2 separate regions of the Homo sapiens genome follow, and region 2 is linked to region 1. A link is an interaction called in ENCODE POLR2A ChIA-PET data of the cell type or tissue named here. Cell type or tissue: PC-9. All regions are shown on one strand.

The links. ChIA-PET counts read pairs that join two places held together with the same protein. Peaks named below come from ENCODE experiments on the same cell type or tissue, not always from the same donor. Only the 100,000 strongest peaks of a DNase experiment are listed, where the experiment ranks them.
Region 2: POLR2A ChIA-PET joins it to region 1 with 7 read pairs; 1 of 35 experiments calls an interaction of 5 or more read pairs at or near these places.

What each region holds. Positions count from the first base shown.
Region 1 is chr20:50,655,948-50,660,947 of GRCh38, reverse strand. All of the region lies in intron 1 of RIPOR3 (RIPOR family member 3), which reads left to right. It overlaps RIPOR3-AS1 (RIPOR3 antisense RNA 1), which reads right to left. Exons shown (of 3, transcript NR_111906.1): 3 at 657-1,082. Among named protein-coding and RNA genes, the nearest start is that of RIPOR3-AS1, 13 kb to the right of the region's middle. In PC-9, CTCF peaks have their summits at 1,905 and 2,108; a DNase peak (open chromatin) is centred at 1,907; H3K4me3 peaks cover 849 bases; H3K27ac peaks cover 3,433 bases.
Region 2 is chr20:50,324,928-50,329,927 of GRCh38, reverse strand. No RefSeq gene overlaps it. Among named protein-coding and RNA genes, the nearest start is that of LINC01271, 6.1 kb to the right of the region's middle. In PC-9, no CTCF peak of the experiment used is centred here; a DNase peak (open chromatin) is centred at 2,066.

The sequences.
Region 1 (5,000 bases):
ATTTTTTTTTTTTAATTAGCCAGGTGTGGTGGTTCCTGTAGTTCCAGCTACTTTGAGGGCATAGGTGGGGGGTGCTGAGGTGGGAGGATCCCTTGAGCCCAGGAGGTCGAGCCTACAGTGAGCTGTGTTTGTGCCACTACACTCTAGCCTGGGTGACAGAGCAAGACCCTGTCTCAAAAAAAAAAAAAAAAAAAAAAAGGTAAATCCCAGAAAACCCAATGACACTAATTTAAAGGAAGATTCTTTGGTTCGTGTAATGGAAAGTTCGGGGGTAGTGCTGTGATTTGGATAGGGGGTGTTTGTCTCCACCAAAACTCATGTTGCAATTTGATCTCCACTGTGGCAGTGTTGGGAGGCGGGGCCTAGTGGGAGGTGTTGGGCTATGGAGGTGAATCCCTCATGAATGGCTTGGAAGTGCTACCCTCTCACCAGTGAGTGAGTTCTTGCTGTCACTCTCGTGAGACTGAATTGGTTCTCCATCTAACTCATTGCTGTGAGAGTGGGTTATTATAAAGCTATGATGACCTTCAGGTTTTCCCCTTTTTTGCAGTCTCCCTTCTGTTTTCCCTTTTCCTGCGTGTGGTGATGCAACGTGCAAGCCCTTGCCAGAAGTCAAGGCCATCCCTTTAAATGTCTCAGACTGCAGAGCTATAAAATGAAATAAGTCTCTTTTCTTTATACATTACCCAGTTGCAGGTATTCTTTTATAGCAACACAAAATGGACTAAGACAAGTAGAGTGGGTTTCAGGTGAAGCTTGATCCAGCCACTTAGCTCTATCACTGGGATCCAGAATCCCACAGCACCTGCTCCTCTTTCTATATGGACGTACTCCCCAGAATGACCACCCCACATCCAGGTATCCATCACCTTTTAGCTCAAGTATCTGGACCAACAGGAACATCCTGTGTCTCTTGATTCACGTTTCTGAGGGAGGGAATCCAGTACCCAGGCTCATCCTTTTGGGGCATGTATCTGAACTCATGTTCGTGGCCAGTGAGTGAATGGTCTCTCCGGGGTCCGGTGTCCATAGCTTGTTCAGTCATCAGTGGCCAGACCATGTGGGTCACGTGCCTCCTCCACCTGATTGGAGATAGGGTGTCTGAGAAGGGGTCACAAACAGGTCAGTCACCCCAATACCTTCCCAGAGAAGTCAGGACTCAGCTGGTGATTATCCGAGGACCCCATAACTCCTCCCTGGCCTGGAAACCACCCAAAGAGGCCTATTTTGGTCTTAATTTGTAATTTTGGGAGAATTTTAAGTTTGGTTCTGGTTAGAATTTTTTTTTTTTTTTTTTTTTGAGACGGAGTTTCGCTCTTGTCACCTAGGCTGGAGTGCAATGGTGTGATCTCGGCTCACTGCAACCTCTGCTTCCAGGGTTCAAGTGATTCTTCCGCCTCAGCCTCCCGAGTAGCTGGGATTACAGGTGCCTGCCACCACGCCTGGCTAATTTTTGTATTTTTAGTAGAGATGGGGTTTTGTCATGTTAACCAGTCTGGTCTCAAACTCCTGACCTCAGGTGATCCACCCCCTTCAGCCTCCCAAAGTGCTGGGATTACAGTTGTGAGCCACCGCACCCGGCCCTGGTTAGAATTTTCATGCCTGGATATTTCCTGATGTTTTGTTTCTGGTTCATTCAGGAGGAGAAATTCAGACTTCGGTTCAGGAAATGGTTTTAATCACTGTCCCCAAGAAATCGGCCAACAAGCACATGTGTCCACCATCAGGTGGAAAACCCAGAATCATTTTCAGATGGCTGTTAACCAGCGGCAGGGTGGCTTCTGCAAGCAAATGCTGCATTATTATTTTTTTTCTTTCATACCAGGAAAAGGGTTTTATCTTCAAAACAATGTATCCACGTCACTAATCGGTCTGGAAGAACTTGTTTGGCCAAATTTAGAATCCACAATAAGGTCAGAGAGAATAAATTTAGAACTGAACTCTGAGCTCTCAGGGCCAACAGTTCCGTTTGGCACTGGGTACTTGCTAACTCCATCTGCCACCTAGAGCTTGATTGTATTTCCCCTTTACCTCCCAGGTCCACCAGAATTTGCAGGATAACGTAGCCTTGGAGAGTAAGACCTGGCATCTAAACCTGTCTTCACCATTTATAAGCTATGTGACTCTAGGAACGTGTTTCATCTCTCTGAGCCTTAGTTTCATCATCTTTTAAAGAAGGCTGGAGGGTAATAATAACATCTTATAAAATAACATGTAAAGATTGATTATAATTTTTTTTTTTTGAGACAGAATCTCGCTCTGTTTCCCAGGCTGCAGTGCAGTGGGGCAATTACAGCTCACTGTAACCTTGATCTCTTGAGTCTAATCAATCCTCCCACCTCAGCCTCCTGAGTAGTAGGCATATACCACCACACCTGGCTAATTTTTAAAAAGTTTTATTTTGTAGAGATAGGATCTCACTCTGTTGTCCAGGCTGGTCTCAAACTCCTGGGCTCGAGCGATCCTCCCACCGTGGTCTCCCAAAGTGCTGGGATTACAGGTGTGAGCCACCTCGCTCAGTCCAACCATTCTGATTTCTGTCTCTGAATTTGAGTATTCTAGGAACCTCATATAAAAGGATCATACATCACTTGTCCTTGTGTGATGGGCATATTTTCTTATCATAATGTCTTCATGGTTCATCCATGTTGTCGTATGGGTCAACATTTTCTTCCTTTTTAAGGCTGAATAATATCTCATTGCATATATACACACCACATTTTGTTTATCCATTCATCTGTCAATGGACATTTGGGTCTCTTGCACCTTTTTGCTATGATGAATAATGTGGCTATGAATATAGATGTACAAATATTTGTTAGAGTCCCTGCTTTCGCTTCTTTTGGGTACATACCCAGAAGTTTGATTAAAACATTTTATGGAGGCTGGGTATGGTGTCTCACACCTGTAATCCCAGTACTTTGGGAGGCCGAGGTAGGAGGAGCACTTGAGCCCAGGAGTTTGAGACCAGCCTGGGCAATATACCGAGGCCCTGTTACTACAAAAAAATAAAAATAAAAAAAAATTAGCCAGGCATGGTGGTGCACCTGGAGTCCTAGCTACTTAAGAGAGAGGCTGATGCAGAAAGATCCCTTGAGCCCAGGAGTTCAAGGCTGTAGTGAGGTATGATCGCATCACTGCACTCCAGCCTGGGCAACAGGCAAGACCCTGTCTCTCAAAAAAAAAAAAAAAAAAAAAAGTAAAAGACATTTACCCTATGCTTGGCATGTAGTAAACACTCAACACATTGTAGCCAATAAAACTAGTATTAGAAAAATACTGGGTGAAATTTTTTTAATGCAGATTTAAGAATGAGATGTCATTTTGCCTGTCAAATTAACAACAACTAAAAGGTAATAATCCTCAATGCAGCTGGGATGTGGTAAGATGGGTTCTCTCTCTCTTTCTCTCTTTTTTTTTCTGAGAAGAGTCTCACTCTGTTGCCCAGACTAAAGTGCAGTGGTGTGATCTCAGCTCACTGCAACCTCCACCTCCCAGGTTCAAGCAATTCTCCTGCCTCAGCCTCCCAAGTAGCTGGGATTACAGGCACATGCCACCAGGCCTGGCTAATTTTTGTATCTGTAGTAGAGATGAGGTTTTGCCATGTTGGCCAGGCTGGTCTCGAACTCCTGACCTCAAGTGATCCACCTGCCTAGGTCTCCTAAAGTGCTAGGATTATAGGTGTGAACCACCATGCCCAGCCTCTCTCTTTCTTTGTGTGTGTGGAGAGATGGGGTCTCACTATGTTGCCAAGGCTGGTCTTGAACTCCTGGGCTCAAGTGATCCTCCCACCTTGGCCTCCCAAAGTGTTGGGACTATAGGCATGAGCCACCTCGCTTGGCCACAGGGTTCTCTCATACACATCTGTAGGTAATCTTTCTCGAAAGCAACTTGCAGTGCTAAGTATGGTATATCAAGGCTCTTGGAAGTGATCATACTATTTGACCAACAATTTAACTTCTGAGAATTCATCCTAAAGACAGAGCCTCAAACATAGACCAAGATTTGAGTCTGGAGGTGTTTATCACAGCAATCTTTATAATATTTCGGAAGCAACTTCTATTTCCATCCATAGGAAACGGTTTAAAAACTAATGTAGGGATGGGCCCCCAATGGACTATTTTGCAGTCATTAGAAATGCTTGTGAGTTGGCCGGGCACGGTAGCTCACGCCTGTAATCCCAGCACTTTGGGAGGCCGAGGTGGGCGGATCATGAGGTCAGGAGTTCGAGACCAGCCTGACCAACACGATGAAACCCCGTCTCTACTAAAAGTACAAAAATTAGCCGGGCATGGTGGTGGGTGCCTGTAATCCCAGCTACTCAGGAGGCTGAGGCAGGAGGATCATTTGAGCACAGACAGGAGTTTGAGGCCAGCCTGGGCAACACAGCAAGACTCTGCCTCTAAAATGAGGCAGTGAAACAGGAAACTGTATACGCTATACTGTTTTATGAAAAAGAAGATAAAAAATTGTATATATTTCTCCTATAAAATAGGTACCATTTGCATTTATTGTTGCTGAACCTTCACTAAGCTCTATATATACTTTCTCTTGTTTACTCCTCCCAACAATCAAAGAGGCAGGCACTATTATTACACCATTTGACAGATGAGGAAACAGAGGTTCCAAGTGGTGACATGATTCTCAGGGTTACACAGCCAGCAAGTGGCAGAGCTAGGATTCAAACCCAGGCCCCTCGACTCCAAAGAGTAGAAAAGGAAAGGACAGCCTGGCCAACATGGTGAAACCCCGTCTCTACTAAAAATACAAAAATTAGCCGGGCATGGTGATGCGGGCCTGTAGTCCCAGCTGCTCAGGAGGCTGAGGCAGGAGAATCGCTTGAACCCAGGAGGTGGAGGTTGCAGTGAGCCAAGATCGCATGCTACTGCACTCCAGCCTGGGCAACAGTGAGACTCCGTCTCAAAAAAAAAGAAAAAAAGAAAAAAAAAGGAAACAATTCTGCAGTCAAGCCTAACCTAACCATAGGAGTGATTTTTACT
Region 2 (5,000 bases), 330 kb after region 1:
TTCTAATATTCTAGGCAGGTAGTGGACAAAAAGAAACTATATAAATACGTAATATAATGACAGAAGGTGATAAATGCTAGGAATAAAAATAAACCTAGGTAGGAAAGCAACACGCAGAGCCACTATAGATGGAGTGGTCAATGAAGACAAGAAATGATAGGCTAGATCTGGCAGGGGAATAAGTACAAGGGCCCTGAGGCAGGATTGAGCTCAGCATGTTGGAGCGACAGCCTAGAGACCAGTGAGGTCATCATGAATGGAAGGAAGGGGAGGGGAGCAGGGGGTAAAGCTGGAGGGGCTCTGGGAGCAGGAGACCCAGCTCTGTATAGTCAGAGGATGGTTCCTCTCCTTCTTTGGACCTTGGTCTTCTTATCTGTATAATGAAGTCCTGGGTGAGATCATCCTTTCCTATCTGAGGCTCTGGCATTTAAAAAAGATGGTCTTGCTCTTTCCTGGGGATCTATAGGAGCAGGGTCTAGACTGTAAAGGTAAAGAATGCAGGCTCTGGGCAGGCGCAGTAGCTCATGCCTATAATCCTAGCACTTTGGGAGGCTGAGGCAGGCAGATCTCTTGAGCTCAGGAGTTTGAGACCAGCCTGGGCAACATGGAGAAACACCCTCTCCACAAAAAAAAAAAAAAAAAAAAAAAGCAAAAATTAGCCTGGTTAGGTGGTATGTATCTGTAATCCCAGCTACTCAGGAGGCTGAGGTGGGAGGATGGCTTGAGCCCAGGAGGTAGAGATTGCAGTGAGCTGAGATCATGTCACTGCACTCCAGCCTGGGCAACAGAGCCAGACCCTGTCTCAAAAAAAAAAAAAAATACAGATTCTGAAGTCAAGGCATTTGATCTCTCTGAGTCTCAGTGTTCCCAACTGCAAAATGGGAATAATAATACCCCTTCATGGAGTTCTTAGCAGGATTTGATGGGATGGTGCCGGTAAAGCGTCTATCCCTGACACCTTCCTCCCTGGCCACTGTTATATAATTAGGTAAAACAGCAGTGGTAGCTTCTATTGATCCTCAACTCAGAGGCAAAGTGTACAGAGCCCTCAGATGCCCCTCAGTGGGGATACTGGCCTTGGCTGGCAGGGCAAGGCTGGCACAAGCCTGGGGGCTGGGTCTCCAATGTTTGGCTCTGATCATAAGGGGATTTCTGTGGGGGAGTGCAGATAGAGCCCTTTGAGCAGCTCAGAGGCCTCCTTCCTGTACAGGCAGCTCTGCACCAGCACACAGCTGGATTCTCGTTCAGTTATACCACGTCCAGTGCTGTGGCCTTGAGTTGTGTGTATCCCTCTCTGAGCCTCGGTTTCCAAGTCAGAAGCTTGCTTGGGTTCTCATCCCAGCTCATCTGGTCCATTCCTGCCTCAGGACCTGATATGATTTGGCTGTGTCCCCATCCATATCTCATCTTGATTTGTAGCTCCCATAATCCCCATGTGTAGTGGGAGGGATTCCGTGGGAGGTAATTGAATCATGGGGTTGGGTCTTTCCCATTCGGTTCTCATGATAGTGAATAAGTCTCAAGAGAGCTGATGGTTTTATAAAGGGCAGTTCCCCTGCAATGATCTCTTGCCTGCCACCATGTAAGACGTGCCTTTTCTCCTCCTTCACCTTCTGCCATGATTGTGAGGCCTCCCCAGACCTATAAGTGGAACTGTAAGTCCATTAAAGTTCTTTTTCTTTGTAAATTACCAAATCTTGGGTATGTCTTTATTAGCAGTGTGAGAATGGACTAATACAGGACCTTTGCATGTACCGAGTTGGTCCCCACTCTTCCAGCTCCTTGTCCTCTTTCAGTGTGCTCTTCCAGCTCCTTCTCCTCTTTCAGGGCTCAGCTCAAATATCACTGCAGGGAGGCCTTCCCTGACTTCCCACACCAACATAACCCTGTCCCCATTCATACTGTGCCCCTGCACATGGCTTGCTTGCTTTCAGAATACTCCTGAACACTTTCTGAAATCATCTGCTATTTCCCTGTTTGCTTCTTTATTGCCTGTCTTCTCGACTATGATGTCAGCTCCACCAAGATAGAGACTGGATCTGTCTTATCCAGTGTCTCCAACAACTATTGCAAAGTAGGTGCTCAGTAAATATTTGCTGAATGAATAATGGGGACTTAACGACTCCTTTGGTTTTCTTTTAAAAGTTTTGCCACTTAAATATTAATTTTAATTATACAATTAACCCATTATTATATTCTTAAAAATATTTTTTACAGTTACAGCTTGTAGTTAAAATCCCCTTTGATGTCCATCCTGGACATTCCCCAAGGGGGTCATGTAATGAGTTTAGCATCCTTCCATATTTACTTCTGTGCACTTACAATGAAATGTCTACCACTGTTGTTGGTAGTGTGTGCATGTGTGTGAGTGTGCATGTATGTTCACAGTAGATTAGATAGAGCTAAGAGTTGAGAGCAACATAAACAGCTCTGGGTAATTGTGGTAGTTAAATTTTACGTGTCAACTTGACCAGGTTACAGTGTCCAGTTGTTTGGTCAAACATGAGTCTAGATGTTGCTATAAAGATATTCTGTGCTGGGCTGGTGGCTTACACCTGTAATCCCAGCACTTTGAGAGGCCAAGGCGGGCGGATCATGAGGTCAGGAGTTCGAGACCAACCTGGCCAACATAGTGAAACCCCATCTCTACTAAAAATACAAAAAAAAAATTTGCCAGGCATGGTGGCAGGCACCTGTAGTCCCAGCTACTTGGGAGGCTGAGGCAGGAGAATCACTTGAACCTGAGGGGCGGAGGTTGCAGTGAGCTGAGATTGCACCACTGCATTCCAACCTGGGCAACCCAGCAAGACTCTGTCTCAAAAAAAAAAAAAAAAAAAAAAAAGATATTCTGAGCCACGCATGGTGGCTCACACCTGTAATCTCAACACTTTGGGAGGTCAAGGAAGGCAGATCACTTGAGTCAGGAAGTCGAGACCAGCCTGGCCAACATGGCGAAACCCCATCTCTACTAAAAACACCAAAAAATTAGCCCGGCATGGTGGGGGACGCCTGTAATCCCAGCTACTCGGGAGGCTGAGGCATGAGAATCACTTGAACCCGGGAAGTGGGGGTTACAGGGAGCTGAGATTGCACCACTGCATTCCAACCTGGGCAACAGAGTGAGACTCCATCTCAAAAAAATAAATAAATAAATACAAATAAAAATAAAAGATATTTTGTAGATGGGCTCGATAATGTGTGTGGGCCTCATTCAATCAGTTCAAGGCCTTGAGAGCAAAATCCAAGTTTTTGGTAGAAGGAATTCTGCCTTAAGTGTGTATCATAGAAGTCTTGCCTGAGTCCCCAGTCTGCCGGCTTGCCCTACAAATTTCACATTTGCCAGCTTCTACAATTGCATGAGTCAATCCCTTTAAAAATTGAATTAAATATAAATAGATATACACACACGCATCCTGTTAGGTTTTGTTTCTCTGGAAAGCCCTGGCTGATACAGTAATTTAAACAGAGAAGCAGTCTATTCAAAGTACTTTATGAGGGGAAGAACAATCAATCCAATAAACAAAAATGGCCAAGACTCGAGTAGGCATTTCACAAAAGGGGATACCCAAAGGATCAATAAACACACAGAGGTGATCAACATCCTTGCTCAGCAGGGAAATGCAAATGAAAACTTTGATGAGATAACCACTGTACACCCACTAGAATGGCTAAAATGAAAAATATGGAAAATACCAAGAGTGGATGAAAATACGGAGCATTTAGAAAAAACCCTCATACATGACTGGTAGAAATGCAAAATGGTGCAAGCACTTCAGAAGACACTGGCAACTTAATAAGGTGAAACATACACTTGCCATAAGACCCAATGAGAGGACTACACTCAATAGTAGTGCAGACAGATTTTCACCAAGAAGGACACATATAAATATTCATAGCAGCCCTATTCATAAATCTCCCCTAACTAGAAAGTACCCAAATGTCCATCAGTAGAAGAATGAATGAAAGAACAGAGACACACTCAGACACTGCTCCAACTATGGAATTTTGCCTAACAATGAGAATGAAAGATCTGCAACCACACTCAACAGCATGGGTGAATCTCAAAGACTTGAACATTAAGGGAAAGAGGCCAGACACAAACAAGCACACATCATTTGATTCCATTTATATAAAGCACTAGAAATAGACACAACTCGCCTTGGTTAGCCTCGGGGAAGTCGTGACTGGAAGAGGGCATTAAGGGAAGCTTAAGGGAACTGGAATATTCTGTTTCTTGATGAAGGGCTGGTTACACAAGTGTACTCACTTATGAAGGCTCATGAAGTTATCGCTTACGACCTATGCATTTTTCTCTATGTGTGCTATACTTCAGTGAAAGTTCAAAATAAAATAAGGGATTTGAGGAGCCTGGGAGGATTGCAGAACCAGGCTTAAGGTCAGCAGGGACAGTACCCCAAATCACACACAACACTGGATCGGTGGGCCCTCTCTGCTGCCCCTGAACTATCCCTGCTTCCAGGTCTCAGTGAGCACGTCTGATCGGTGGCACCTGGGTCACGTGACCACCCCCTAGCTGCAAGGGATGCTTGGAAGAGTGAGCACCTAGCAGGTTCAACATCAGTGATGGAGGTGTGCAGACTGTGCTTCAAAAGATGGGGAGCCTCAGACCACTGCAGGGTGTTTAACCCTTCCTCAACTGATGGATATTTAGGTTGCTCCCAGTGACCATCTTGACCATACTCCCTGTGCCTGTGTGTGGATGTTTCACTAAGGGAGATGCCACATCAAGGAACTGCAGTGTTTCCCCCAAAAATGTGAACTTACAGTTTTACTGGCTACTGTGAAAATTGTCTTCCGGAGAGGCTGTTTCAATTTACACTGCCACCGGCAGTATATCGGTGTGACCGTTTCCCAGTCTCCTTAACACTTTACATCACCAATCTCATTCATGTCAACCTGAGGCATGGGAAATGTTCTCGCATTGTTGTTTTAATTTGCATTTGCCTGATTACCAGCATGGTTGAACATCTTTCATGTTT